2 separate regions of the Homo sapiens genome follow, and region 1 is linked to region 2. The links are chromatin contacts, found by Hi-C or POLR2A ChIA-PET in ENCODE. All regions are on one chromosome and are shown on one strand. Each heading gives the region's core, a stretch centred on a gene start or an enhancer-like site at or near the end of the contact. The rest is flanking DNA. Distances are from core to core; before and after follow the strand shown.

Region 1 (7,074 bases), core at 697-3,196, 600 kb before region 2:
ATAAGGCAAAAAACTAAAATATGAATGTAAGTGACTGGTAATTCCAACACTACAGGGATAAATACTATAAACACAATGAATGCAATTAAACTTCAGATAACCAAACCAAATACGTGTTTCTAGCCTTAGTAAAAGACAAACACAAAAAGATTGAAAACACAAGCAGAAAGAATAAAACTTTTCAATGCTCAAGAAACATCAGAAGTGTTTTAAATTAACTGATCTTAAGCCTGTCCTAGGCCTAGAGAAGTCTGATTAAGCTGGCCTGGTAAAGGGCATAGAAATATTCTTAAATTTTTTATTTTTTTAAATTTTTTCTTTAGGCAGGGTCTTGATCTGTCACCCAGGTGGGAGTGCAGTGGTACAACCATGGCTCATGAAGCCTCGACCTCCCCAGCTCAAGTGATCTTCCCACCTCATTTTTTTATTTTTTGTAGAGATGGGGTCTCCCTATGTTGCCCAGGCTGGTCTCCAACTCCTAGGCTCAAGTGATCCTCCCACCTCGGCTTCCCAAAGTGCTGGGGTTACAGGCATGAGCCATGGCACCTGGCCTTAAATTTTTTTATTATATTTTTAAGATACTCCAATGACCCTGATGATCAGTGAAAGCTGCTATTTTAAAACACAAAGCTCATATAAATTTGGCATATATTAAGGCTAGTATGCCATGTATAGCAAAGGCATTTAAATTGAGCCTGAAAAATACGTCTTTATCAGTGTTAGAAGCCACTGATAAAACTTCTTTCATGAGGCCAAGAGAGGTTCTCAACTGGAAGTCAGAATATATCAGTAAAGGCTGGTTTTTAATGTCATCCCAAGAGGCTGAGCACACACCAAACCAAATAGGAGATGACCATCACGAGGCTGGGCGAGGGGCTAGCATAGTGCAATGCTGGTTACCTTCTCAAAGTGCAGTCGAGACAGAAGCACTGGGCTGTTGGATTGAGGACTCTTGTTGTAAGAGGGGCAGTACTTATCAGGGTCCCTCCACTCCGGGAGCCGCTGCTGGCCCCGCCGATCCTGGTAGGCGCAAGCTCTCGTGAGAACATCTCTAGGTAAGTGACAGGATGTTCGCCCACACATTCTTCAACACCGCCCCTCGCAACCTTTAAATTACAAAACGTAAGGAAAAGGCTTACGTATCTCAAATATTAGGTCTTATTCCTTGAGTCCCCGCCTTCTCTTTCCGTTCCCACAGGGCCGTGCCCCTCCGTGACCACCGTCTAAAGTCTTCCCCAAAAAGTCCCACAAAGACAAGGATGTGCCCGTTTGCTTCGCTCCCTGAGCCCACTGCCCAGCTCCGTGCAGGGCACTGAGGCAAGTCCCGAGAGGAGCTCTGCAAATGCCTGCCTGAGCGCAGGAAGAGCCGCAGCGGAGGGGGCTTCACAGTCCAGCGAAGCAGGGCAAGCGCAGCTAGCTGGGGTCGCCTCCTCCGGGTGACTTGGTGCCCCCAACTCCCCGTCCTTCCCCCCAGTCCCCGCTGGGGTCAGCGACCCACGCCGGCCAGCAACCGGTCACCTCGAGGGCGGCCACTGGACGGCCCGGGGCCGGGGTGCAGAATCCCCGCCTCCCGCCCGCTAGTCCGCAGCGTCCCCGGGCCCGACCTGCGAACCTGTGGGCCGCGGATCCCGCTCCGGACTCTGCTCCCCGGAGCGGGGGCCGGTGCTCGGGGAGCAGGTGGCCCCCAGCCACCGGCCGCGATCCCTCGCCCCTCCCCGCGTCGCCTCCGCTCCGCTCCGGCCCTCAGACTCCGCCGCCCCGCGTCGCCTCACTTCGGCCCAGGCCGCCCTCTCCGCGTCGCCTCGCGTCCGCTCGGGCCTCTGCTCCCCTCTGTCAGCTCGCGTCGCTTCCTTTCCCCTCCCCTCCCCTCGCCATACCCCGACCGCCCGCGTCGCCTCCCCTCCCCTCACCTCGCCCCGGCAGCGCGCGTCACCTCCCTCGACTCTCCTCACCCCCGCTCCGCTCCGCTTTGGCCACCCGCGTCACCGCCCCTCACGTCAGCCCCGCCTCAGCCCGCGCTCCCGGCGCCAGGCCCCGCCCCCAAGGGCCCTTGGTTCCCGCGGTGCCCTCGGGCCCCGGAGGCGGCGTCTTCTCCCCTCCGGTTTGGGATGAATTTTCTCCCGTTTCCCCAGGAGACAGTGACTGCCTTGGGAGACATATCGATCCCAAGCTTCTCGGGACTCCACTTTCCTCCATATTGGCCGTTCCCTGGCGGGGTTAACCTTCCTCCCCGCCCCCAGCGTGTTTCAGGGCTGGCAGGGAAGGTTCCCGCCGCGCTGAGTCTAGGGCACAGGGTCATGGAAGGCGGGAAACCAGGAAACTCCACTCCTTACTTCACAGTCCTGCCAGCTGCCTCACAGTGCGAGGCAAAAATGGAGGAACACTGAAGAAATGAAAGTCAGAAGAACTTCCAGGAATCGCGCACTTCGCCCTCAAACATTGGTGGGCACTAGAATAAGCCTTTCCTGCCCCAGCCCCTCAGCTGAATCTCTAAGGGTGAGGCCCAGATTTTTAAAACAGCCCTTTCGGGTGTACTTTGGCCTCAAAGTTGGTAAAATAGCCTGGCTTGAGTTTAAAAGCCTGCTCCCCTTGGGACCTAAACCGGAGATTCTTCATCTGCAACCAACAGAGAATGCTCTAGAGGGCTGTTCGCCTATGCTGATTCGCTGAACTGAACAGGGAGCAGAAACCCCAGGGCACACTCCATGTAAGACCAGATGCTGGAACGATCAGACACAGGACCCAAGCCCTTTGGAGCCTCCATTTATCGACTATCAAAGGAGGATGCGTTGTGAAGAAGCACGAACGGGAGGGAGTGTGAACTCTGCCTGTTAGCTGATTCACTCAACCACCCTCTACCGCTCCCACCCCTGGGCTTGGTGCTGGGACAGCGATGACGGGGAGAGGGTCCTGCCTCACAGGACTACAACAGCCAAAGGGCTGTGGGTGCAAGGGGGACAGGGCAGGTGTTCTGCCTCTTTAGGGGAGGCCTTGAAGGGGAAGGTGGAGCCCTGAAGCATGAGTCTGCAGAAGTAGCAATCATTCAATAAATACATGCTGATTTATTACAGGGATAAGATGGTTTCTTGGGGGATAGATTCAAGAGGAGTTGAGAATGTTTTATTCATTTACAATGTCCCTTTCCTGGAAGGGTGGACAGCAAGATTTAGGACAAGCTAAAATCATCCCCTATTTAAAAAAAAAAAAAAAAAAAGTCACCAGCAAGTAGTCCCGGGTGGGAGGTGGGAGCAGAATAAAAAAAAATCTGCAATGATTCCTAATTGTTTTTCAATACAGAAGCTTGGGAAGGGGTTTCTGCCAGTTTCATGAGGAAGGCACAACTTCCAGGTAGTGTTGGGGAAGGGTATGAGGTCCTATGCAGGCTGGCCTCTTATCCCACAGATGCCAAGATGATGTCTACTGGCAGCTCCTCCAAACTTCTGGCTGTCACCTGCATTGTCACTGTGTCCAAAAGCAGCAGCCGGGAGCGCACCAGGATGTCATGACCACCCCGGAACACACCTAGAAGGGAAGAGAGAAGTACAGATATATACAGCAGAAGGGACTGTACAGGGCAGGCTAAGGATGGCATTTGCAGCAACCCATGAAGGCAGCTCTGGTGTAGTGAAACGGGCAGGAGAGCTGGGCTGAAATCCCTGAGTGAGGGATTTCACTGTGAAAGTCACTGTCTCTCAGCCAGGCGCGGTGGCTCACGCTTGTAATTCCAGCACTTTGGGAGGCTGAGGTGGGCAGATCATGAGGTCAGGAATTCGAGACCAGCCTGGCCAACACAGTGAAACCCCATCTCTACTAAAAATACGAAAATTAGCTGGGCATGGTGGTGGACGCCTGTAATCCCAGCTACTCGGGAGGCTGAAGCAGGAGAATCGCTTGAACCCGGGAGGCGGAGGTTGCAGCGAGCAGAGATTGTGCCACTGCATGCCAGCCTGGGTGACAGAGCTAGACTCCGTCTCAAAAAAAAAAAAAAAAAAGAAAGTCACTGTCTCTCAGGACTTCAGTATCCTCAACTACAAAGTGGCAGGGATGATAATACCATATTTCAGGCTTCTGCTAAGTTCAAATGAACTGATGGACATAAAAGGCTTATATCTCATGTCACAGAGGCTCTTGCACGTTGACTGAATCTGAGAGCACAAATGAAGGGGACAGCCCCACCACGAGAAAACCACAGGGCAGGTGTCTGCAAGACCCAGGGGACTAGGTTGTTTCAATGTGGCTACAAACTGTCAGCTGTAGGCAGGGTACTGAAGCAGAGCCTCCTTTCAACCCTGTTTATAAACACTCAGCCAAAAAAAATCATCCCATTTCCTTTTGTTAACTGTTTTAGGTATGATAATTGTATTGTCCTTTAAAAAAGGGAAGGGGTCATTCTCTCTTAGAGAAACATACAGATACAGGATTTACATATAAAATGCTATTTCTGGAGTTTGCTAGTAAATAATCTGGGAAGGAGAATGAGTGTGGGTACACTCAGCCAACCCTGTAGAAAATAAGACAAAGGATATGAAGACAATGATCAGAAAAGGAAATACAAATGCCTCAACATTTAAGAAGATACTTAACTTCATTGAAAATACAAAAACTACACTAAGATATCATTGTCCACACAGACTGGAAAAGATCATAAAGTGTGGTAACATATTATGTTGTCCACAGTGTAGGAAGAAAGGTATACAATTCTATGGAAGGCAACTTGGAGTTATTTATCAAGATGAGAAACACAAATCACTTTGAACTGGTGATGCCTTGGAAAATTTATCCTACAGATATTCTCAGTGTACACATGCAAAGTAAACTGTGTGTGTGTGTGTGTGTGTGTGTGTACACGATTATTTACTGTAACATCTGTAATAGCAAGAGATTGAAATCAAACTAAATGTTCATCAGTAGTGGCTGTTCCATAGAATATGTGGTGCATCCACACAATGGAATACTAAGCAACTATAAAAAAAATGAGGATTCAGTTTGGGATGAAAAAAGTTCTGGAGATGGATGGTGGTCATAGTTTTACAATAGTGTGAATGTACTTAATGCCGCTGAACCATACACTTGAAAATGGTCGAAATGGTGAATTTTATGTATATTTTACCACAATTAAAAGAAAAAGAATGAGGAAGCTCTACATATTGACGGGGAAGATCTCTAAGATGCAATGTAAAGTGAAAAGCAAATCGGAGGACAATATATATACCATTTGTACATAAACATTTGAGTTAAAAAAAGGAAATGCGTTCCTATTAGCTTTTATAGCCATAAAATAACCGCAAGGTTATACAAGTATTGTTTGTAATAGTAACACTGGTCGCTTCTCGGAAGGGAATCTGAATGGCTGGCAGCCAAGGTAGGGAGGAAACATTTCGCTGCAGATTATTTTATACTTTGTGAATTTTAAATGCTGTGAATTTTGACTCCCCATATTTACAGTGGAGTCCTTAGCCCAGGATCCAGTGGCATCCAGGCTGTAAGCTATCCAGGCCCTCCCCATCTAGAAATGCCACTTACCAGCCAGGAGCAACGTGTGGGTGTTCTTGTTATCCGGCACTTTGTCTGACCTCTCACAAGGGTGCATTCCCAAGAACTTCACAATATTACCCACAGCCTCTGTAATGAGAAATCCCAATATTGTTAAGCCATCTTATCTGCCCTTTGTGCCACCACCACTCCCCCATGTTCTGAAGGGCTTTTAATGAAGTGGCATTTGACATATGTGCTCCAGACATGGCCCTGGATCCTTGGAGAGAAAAGGGATGAGCACTTCAATAGTAGCCAAAGATCTTGAACAGTAATTAGGCCAGAGATGGCATTCCCAGGATTTTACCTTCAAGTGTCTTGATGGTAGACAAGGTGAACGTTTCCTCCTTCTCAAATTCATCCCCTACCTCATCCCAGGCTGCTTCGAAGTTCAGTTTCATGACCTTTTGAATGTGATCAGCTACAGTAACTTCCAGATCTTCCAGCTGGAGAGATGGAGGTAGAAATCAGGCACCCATCTACACACCTACGGGCCTCTGCTCTGAACTCATCCACACATCCCTTCCTGCAACTCTTTCCACAGGTGCTTGCTCGGCACTGAGGACTGTGCTAGACTCTGGGGACATAGAGCAACTTGACCAGGTACCTATCCTTGAGGTGCCCAAAGGCAAATGGTATCCCTTCAACAGAAAACGCCCTAATCCCAAGTACCAATCTACTAATTCAGCCTAGAGCCGCCTGCTGTGAGATCACATCTCTTCTAAGCCTGCCTAGTGTCAGTGCTTCCAGGACCTGGCATGCAGGGAATTACATAGCATTCTCAGAGGTCTGCTTCCTATGCCTGTCCCTCCTAGGGGATGATGAGCTCTTCAGGACCAGCAGCTGTTTCTAGTTCAGCAGAAACTAGCAGAAACCTCCTACCCCAGCTGTGTCCTCTGGATTTGACAGATCCTGAATCTCTATCTCCATTTCAGCTGTGTCTTCCCTGAACTTGACACATAATACTCCCACTGAGTCTACATGAAGGTTCCCCATTCATTCTCCCATCAGATTTTCACTGAGGCCCTACTCCTGTGGATGTTTACAGTGTATATAAATACAACTTAGACCCAGCTCTCTCTCTCTTTTTTTTTTTTCTTCATCTCTGGATGGGCTCAAACAGACCCAGCTCTCTCAAGGAGCTCACTTGGTCTTAGAGCAGCTCCTGCCTCGGGGTCATTTCCAGCTCAAGGAAGGTCCATCCATCCTCAACTGTGACTCTAGGATGACACAATGGCGAATGTCAGTTGTATTCCACTGTGACTGTCCCTCTAGTCAGGAGGAGTTCTAACAGTCCCCATCCACAGGCTGAGCATAATGGTCTGCACTCAGATGGCCCTGAGCCACTGCCCCAAAGTCAGACCTCAGAAGGATCCTGTACTTAGTTCCACCGAGCTAAGATAGGAGAATTTAGAAGGGCTATTCCAGTGCATGAAAGGACTGCCCAGCACAGCAAACAGGTCAAATTTATCCAGAAAGCATTTGACAAGAGGAATCAAAATGTCTTAAAATCATGCTTACCCTTTGACCCAACTATTCTCC
Region 2 (6,350 bases), core at 841-3,340:
AAACCTCAACGAGTCCCAGGACATCAAAGCTCTGTAATTTGCCAAGCTCCTGAAGCAGAAGAGGATCACCCTGGGATATATCCAGGCCCGTGTGGGGCTCACCCTGGGGGCTCTTTTTTTAAATGTTTATTTATTTGTTTATTTATTTTTGAGACAGGGTCTCACTCTGTTGCCCAGGCTGGAGTGCAGTGGCGTGACCTTCGCTCACCACAACCTCTTGTTGTGCCCAGGGGTGTTAGAGAGAACGCCACACTTTGAGACGATTTAAGAGTCCTTTATTAAGCCGGCGGCCAAAGAGACGGCTAACGCTCAAAATTCTCTTGGCCCCGAGGAAGGGGGTTGATTAACTTTTATACCTAGGTTTAGGAAGGGGAGGGGAACTCAAATGCAATAATTCTACAGAAGTAAAAACATGCAAGAATAAAAAAAAAATGGTTACAAAGAGATAAACAATTTAAAAGACAAATGGTTACAAGAAGAGCAACGGTACCAGGTGCAAGGCTTTAAACCTTTATTATAATTAGATATAGGGGGTATGCCGGACAGGAACTCAAGGCTTTATGTTGTTATCTCTTTGAGAAAAATCCTGGGAACTTCATACATTGTTGGTGCTAGTACCTTATCAGTTAATTGGGCTACTTTGAAATGCTGAGGATCTGCTTACACAGGTTAACTCCTTGCGGAAGGGGGTTGGGTAAGGAGCCCTTAGTATCTTGTAAATTAAGGGGTCAATTGGAGTTTGTCTGGCTTTCCCAGCTAGAGAGAGTCTTATTTACATGAGAAGCAAGGCTAGGTGATTAAAGAGACAAGCAGGATAAAATTCAAAGTAACGAGTTAGAGTAAAAACAAGGTTAGGCGTTTCACTCTGCCTCCTGGGTTCAAGCGATTCTCGTGCCTCAGCCTCCCAAGTAGCTGGGATTACATGCATGTGCCACTATGCCCAGCTAATTTTTGTATTTTTAGTAGAGACGGGGTTTCTCCATGTTACAGGCCAGGCTGGTCTTGAACTTCTGACTTCCCACCTTGGCCTCCCAAAGTGCTAGGATTACAGAAGTGAGTCACCATGCCCAGCCTCTGGGGGGTTCTATTTGGGAAGGTGTTCAGCCAAATGACCATCAGCTGCTTTGAGGCTCTGCAGCTCAGTTTCAAGAACATGTGTAAGCTGCCTCCCTTGCTGCAGAAGTGGGTGGAGGAAGCAGCCAACAATGAAGAGCTTCAGGAGATATGCAAAGCAGAGACCCTCAGGCAGGCCGAAAGAACAAGAACCCGGGCCAGTCGCGGTGGCTCACACCTGTAATCCCAGCACTTTGGGAGGCCGAGGCGGGAGGATCACGAAGTCAGGAGATCGAGACCATCCTGGCTGACAAAGTGAAACCCTGTCTCTACTAAAAATACAAAAAAAAATTAGCCGGGTGTGGTCACGGGCACCTGTAGTCCCAGCTACTCAGGAGGCTGAGGCGGGAGAATTGCCTGAACCCGGAAGGCGGAGCTTGCAGTGAGCAGAGATCGCGCCACTGCACTCCAGCCTGGGCGACAGAGCGAGACTCCATCTCAAAAAAAAAAAAAAAAAAAAAAAGAAGAAGAACCGAGTGAGAGGCAAGCTGGAGAACTTGTTCCTGCAGTGCCTGAAACCCACACTACAGCAGATTAGCCACATTGCCCAGCAGATCAGCCACATCAGCCAGTGCGCCCACAAACCCACACTGCAGCAGATCTCCAGGTTGGGCTGGAGAGGATGTGGCCCCAGTGTGGTTCTGTAACTGGCGCCAGAAGGGTAAGTGATGAAGCAATGACTATGCACTACGAGAGGATTTTCAGGCTGCTGGGTCTCCCTTATCAGGGGGCCAGTGTTCTTTCCTCCGGCCCCAGGGCCCCATTTTGATACCCCAGGCTATGGGAGCCCCCACTTCACTATGCTGCGAGGGGAAGCCTTTACCCCGTCTCTGTTGCCACTTGGCCCTGCCATGAATTGAAACTGAGGTGCCTGCCCTTCTAGGAATGGGGGACAGAGGAAGGGAAGAAGCTAGGGGAGGAGAACCTGGAGTTTGTGCCAGGGCTTTTGGGCTTAAGTTCCTCATTCACTAAGGAAGGAATTGGGCACACAAAGGGTGGGGGCAGGGGATTTTGGGACAACTGGTTGGAGGGAAGGTGAAGTTCAATGATGCTTTTGCTTTTAATCCCTACATCATGTATCACTTTGTTCTTAAAGAAACCTGGGACACAGTAAAAAATAAATAAAATAAGGCCGGGCGTGGTGGCTCACGCCTGTAATCCCAGCACTGTGGGAGGCCGAAATGGGCAGATCACGAGGTCAAAAGATTGAGATCATTCTGGCCAATATGGTGAAATCCCATCTCTACTAAAAATACAAAAATTAGCTGGGCGTGGTGCCACGTGCCTGTAGTCCCAGCTACTCAGGAGGCTGCGACAGGAGAATCACTTGAACCCAGGAAGCAGAGGTTGAGTGAGCCAAGATTGTGCCACTGCACTCCAGCGCGGTGGCTCATGCCTGTAATCCCAGCACTTTGGGAGGCCAAGGTGGGAAGATCACCTGAGGCCAGGAGTTCAAGACCAGCCTGGCCAACATGGTGAAACCCTATCTCTACAAAAAATACAAAATATTGGCCGAGTATAATGGTGCAAGCCTGTAGGCCCAGCTACTAAGGAGGCTGAGGCAGGAGAATTGCTTGAACCTGGGAGGCGGAGGTTGCGGTGAGCCGAGATCACGCCATTGCACTCCAGCCTGGGCAACAAGAGCTAGACTCTGTCTCAAAAAAAAAAAAAAAAAAAAAAAAAATGTGATGCCCTGTTAGAAGCCAGAGACCACTATGCTGCCTTAGGTGGGGTGAATAGGCCCACGTCAGAAATGGAGCAGGTCAAAACTCCTGTGCTGATCAGTAGTGGGATAGTGCCTATGAATCACCACTGCACTCCAGCCTGGGCAACATAGTGAGATTCTGTCTCAAAACAAAAGTTAGCTAGCTGGGCACAGTGGCTTATGCCTATAATCCCAGCATTTTGGGAGGCTGAGGCAGGAGGATCACTTGAGCCTAGGAGTTTGAGACCAACCTGGGCAACATGGTGAAACCCCATCTCTACAAAAAATACAAAAATTAGCTGGGCACAGTGGCTCACGCCTGTAATCCCAGCACTTTGGGAAGCCGAGGTGGGCGGATCACTTGAGGTCAGGAGTTCGAGACTAGCTTGGCAAACGTGGTGAAACCTCCTCTCTACTAAAAATACAAAAATTAGCTGGACGTGGTGGCATGTGTCTGTAATCCCAGCTACTCAGGAGGCTGAGGCAGGAGAATCGCTTGAACCTGGGAGGCGGAGGTTGCAGTGAGCTTAGATCACACCACTGCATCCAGCCTTGGCGACAGAGCAAGACTCTGTCTCAAAAACAAACAAACAAACAACAAAAACAACTATATATATATATATATAGATATATATGTAGCTGGGTGTGGTGGCATGCACCTGTAGTCCCAGCTACTGGGGAGGCTGAGGTGGGAGGATCTTGTGAGCCTGGAAGCTGGAGGTTGCAATGAGTGCCCCTGCACTCCAGCCTGGGTGACAGAGCGAGACCTTGTCTCAAAAAAAAAAAAAAAAAAAAAGTGGGCTAAAGACCTTAATAGACACCTTAGCAAAGAAGGTCTACAGACAGCAAATCAAGCAGAAGAAAGATCCTTCCTATCATCTATCATCAGGGGAATGCAAATTAAAACAATGAGATACCACTGGACACCTATTAGAATGGCCCAAGTGCTGACGAGGATGTGGAGCAACATTAACTCTCATTCATTGTTGATGGGAATGTAAAATGGCACAGCCACTTTGGAAGACAGTTTGGCAGTTTCATACTGAACTAAACATACCCTTACCATACAATTCATACAATTGTACTCCTTGGTATTCACCCAAAGGAGTTGAAAATTTGTGTCACACAAAAACCTGCACATGGATGTGTATTCATTTATTCATAATTGCCAAAACTTGGAAGCAACCAAGATGTCTTTCAGTAGGTGAATGGATAAGTTCCTGTGGAAAATCCAATGTAATGTTATTTAGTGCTAAAAACAAAAGACATAGAAGCATTTTTTTTTTTTTTAGACAGGGTCTTGCTCTGTCACCCAAGCTGGAGTGCAGTGGTGCCATGACATCTCACTGCAGCCTCAACCTCCTGGACACAAGCAGTCCTTCTGGTTCAACCTCCCAAGTAGCTGGGACTACAGATTTGCCACCATGCCCACATAATTTAAAAAAAAAAATTTTTTGGTAGAAACTGGGCCTCACTATCTTGCCCAGGTTAGTCTTGAACTCCTGGGTTCAAGAAATCTCCCCACCTCAGTCTCCCAAAGTGCTGGGATTACAAGCGTGGACCACCACTCCTGACCAAGGAAACTTAAGTGCACATTACTAAGTGAAAGAAGACAATCTGAAAAGCCTACATAATGTATTATTCCAACTATATGACATTCTGGAAATGGCATAAATTATGGGGACAGTAAAATATCAGTGGGCCGGGCGTGGTGGCTCATGCCTGTAATCCTAGCACTTTGGGAGGCCAAGGTGGGTGGATCACCTGAGGTCAGGAGTTTGAGACCAGCCTGGCCAACATGGCAAAACTCCATCTCTAGTAAAAATACAAAAATTAGCTGGGCGTGGTGGCACACACCTGTAATCCCAGTTACTCGAGAGGCTAAAGAAGGAAAATCCCTTGAACCCAGGTGGTGGAGGCTGCAGTGAGCCGAGATCGCACCACTGCACTCCGGCCTGTGGGACAGGAGGGAGACTATCTCAAAAAAAAAAAAAAAAGATCAGTGGCTTCCGGGGGCTAAAGCGAGGTGAGGTGGAAGAATGGATGAATAGGCAGAACACAGAGGACTTTTAGGGCAGTGAAAATACTGTGTAATGCTAAAATGGTGGACGATGTATGTCATTATACATTTGTCCAAACCCATAGACTGTCCAACACCAGGACTGAGCCTCATGCAAACTATGGACTCAGTGATCAATGATATGCCCGGGTGGGGTCATCCACTGTGACAAATGCACCACTCTGCTGGGGATATGGACAGTGGGGAAGGCTGTGCATGCGTGGGGGCAGGAGGCATATGAGAACTCTCTGTACCTTCTGTTCAATTTTACTGTGAATCTAATACTGCTCTTAAAAAATAAAGGCTTTAAAATGCAAATGTTAGCTTTACAGTCACATGATGTGGAGGAAGCCAGTCATATCACGTGAGTAAAATGACATGACAGTATGAGGGAAGAGGTGGAGGGGAAATATGATTGGGAGAGTACGCAAGTCACAGCCACCTCTGACATGGGCAGGCAGAAGGAGATATACACACAGCACATACACAGTGAGCTCAGAGGTCATCATGTTTGGCCAGGGGTGGTGGCTCATGCCTGTAATCCCAGCACTTTGGGAGGCTGAGGCGGGTGGATCGCCTGAGGTCAGGAGATAGAGACCATCCTGGCCAACATAGTGAAACCTTGTCTCTACTAAAAAAAAAAAAAAAAAAAAAGCCGGGCGTGGTGGCGGCCGCCTGTAATCCTAGCAACTTGGGAGGCTGAGGCATGAGAATCCCTTCAACCCAGGAGGCAGAGGTTGCAGTGAGCCGAGATCACACCACTGCACTTCAGCCTGGCGAAAGAGTGAGACTTTGTCTCAAAAAAAAAAAAAAAAAAAAAAAAAAGAAGAGATCATCATGTTCTGAGTTATTGGTAAAAATAGAAATAAAACCCATTTATGTAATTTTAAGGTTCTTTTTTTTTTTTTTTGAGATGGAGTTTCGCTCTGTTGCCCAGGCTGGAGTATAGTGGCGCAATCTCAGCTCACTACAACCTCTGCCTCCTGGGTTCAAGCAATCCTCCTGCCTCAGCCTCCTGAGTAGCTGGGACTACAGGCATATGCCACCACGCCCGGCTAATTTTTTGTATTTTTAGTAGAGACGGGGATTCACCATGTTGCCCAGGCTGGTCTTGAACTCCTGACCTCAGGTGATCGGCCCGCCTCAGCCTCCCAAAGTGCTGGGATTACAGGTGTGAGCCACCGCGCCAGGCTCAATGGAAAACGTTTTTCTAAAAAGAAGTGTTCTTATTTGAAGAAAAATAGCCAGGTGCAGTGGCTCAAGCCTGTAATCCCAGCACTTTGGGAGGCCAAGGCGGGCGGATCACGAGGTCAGGAGATCGAGACCAGCCTGGCTAACACAGTGAAACCCCGTCTCTACTAAAAATATAAAAAAAAATTAGCCGGGTGTGGTGGCGGGCGCCTGTAGTCCCAGCTACTCAGGAGGCTGAGGCAGGAGAATGGCATGAACCCAGGAGGTGGAGGTTGCAGTGAG

What was found. Hi-C counts contacts between places; a loop is a spot of excess contacts on that map. ChIA-PET counts read pairs that join two places held with the same protein, here RNA polymerase II (POLR2A). Pooled maps may share reads with other maps.
Region 1: a loop to region 2 is called in a pooled map, with 5 times the contacts of the local background. The contact joins the promoter of HMCES here to the enhancer-like site in region 2. A Hi-C loop is called at or near these places in 7 of 50 pooled maps. POLR2A ChIA-PET finds 5 or more read pairs at or near these places in 4 of 52 experiments (A549, CD4-positive, alpha-beta T cell, activated naive CD4-positive, alpha-beta T cell and 1 more).

What each region holds. Positions count from the first base shown.
Region 1 is chr3:129,273,742-129,280,815 of GRCh38, reverse strand. It overlaps HMCES (5-hydroxymethylcytosine binding, ES cell specific), which reads right to left and starts at 1,946. Exons shown (of 7, transcript NM_020187.3): 1 at 1,911-1,946; 2 at 901-1,106. The coding sequence starts at 1,083. It overlaps COPG1 (coat protein complex I subunit gamma 1), which reads right to left. Exons shown (of 24, transcript NM_016128.4): 22 at 5,840-5,978; 23 at 5,524-5,622; 24 at 3,043-3,522. The coding sequence ends at 3,392. RefSeq lists an enhancer at 792-921 and silencers at 1,342-1,731, 1,742-2,091.
Region 2 is chr3:128,670,296-128,676,645 of GRCh38, reverse strand. It overlaps the pseudogene POU5F1P6. Among named protein-coding and RNA genes, the nearest start is that of RPN1, 23 kb to the right of the region's middle. RefSeq lists an enhancer at 1,241-1,310. Within about 2 kb of position 2,090, at least 5 of the 41 ENCODE cell types and tissues checked have a DNase peak (open chromatin) inside an H3K27ac peak, as active enhancers do.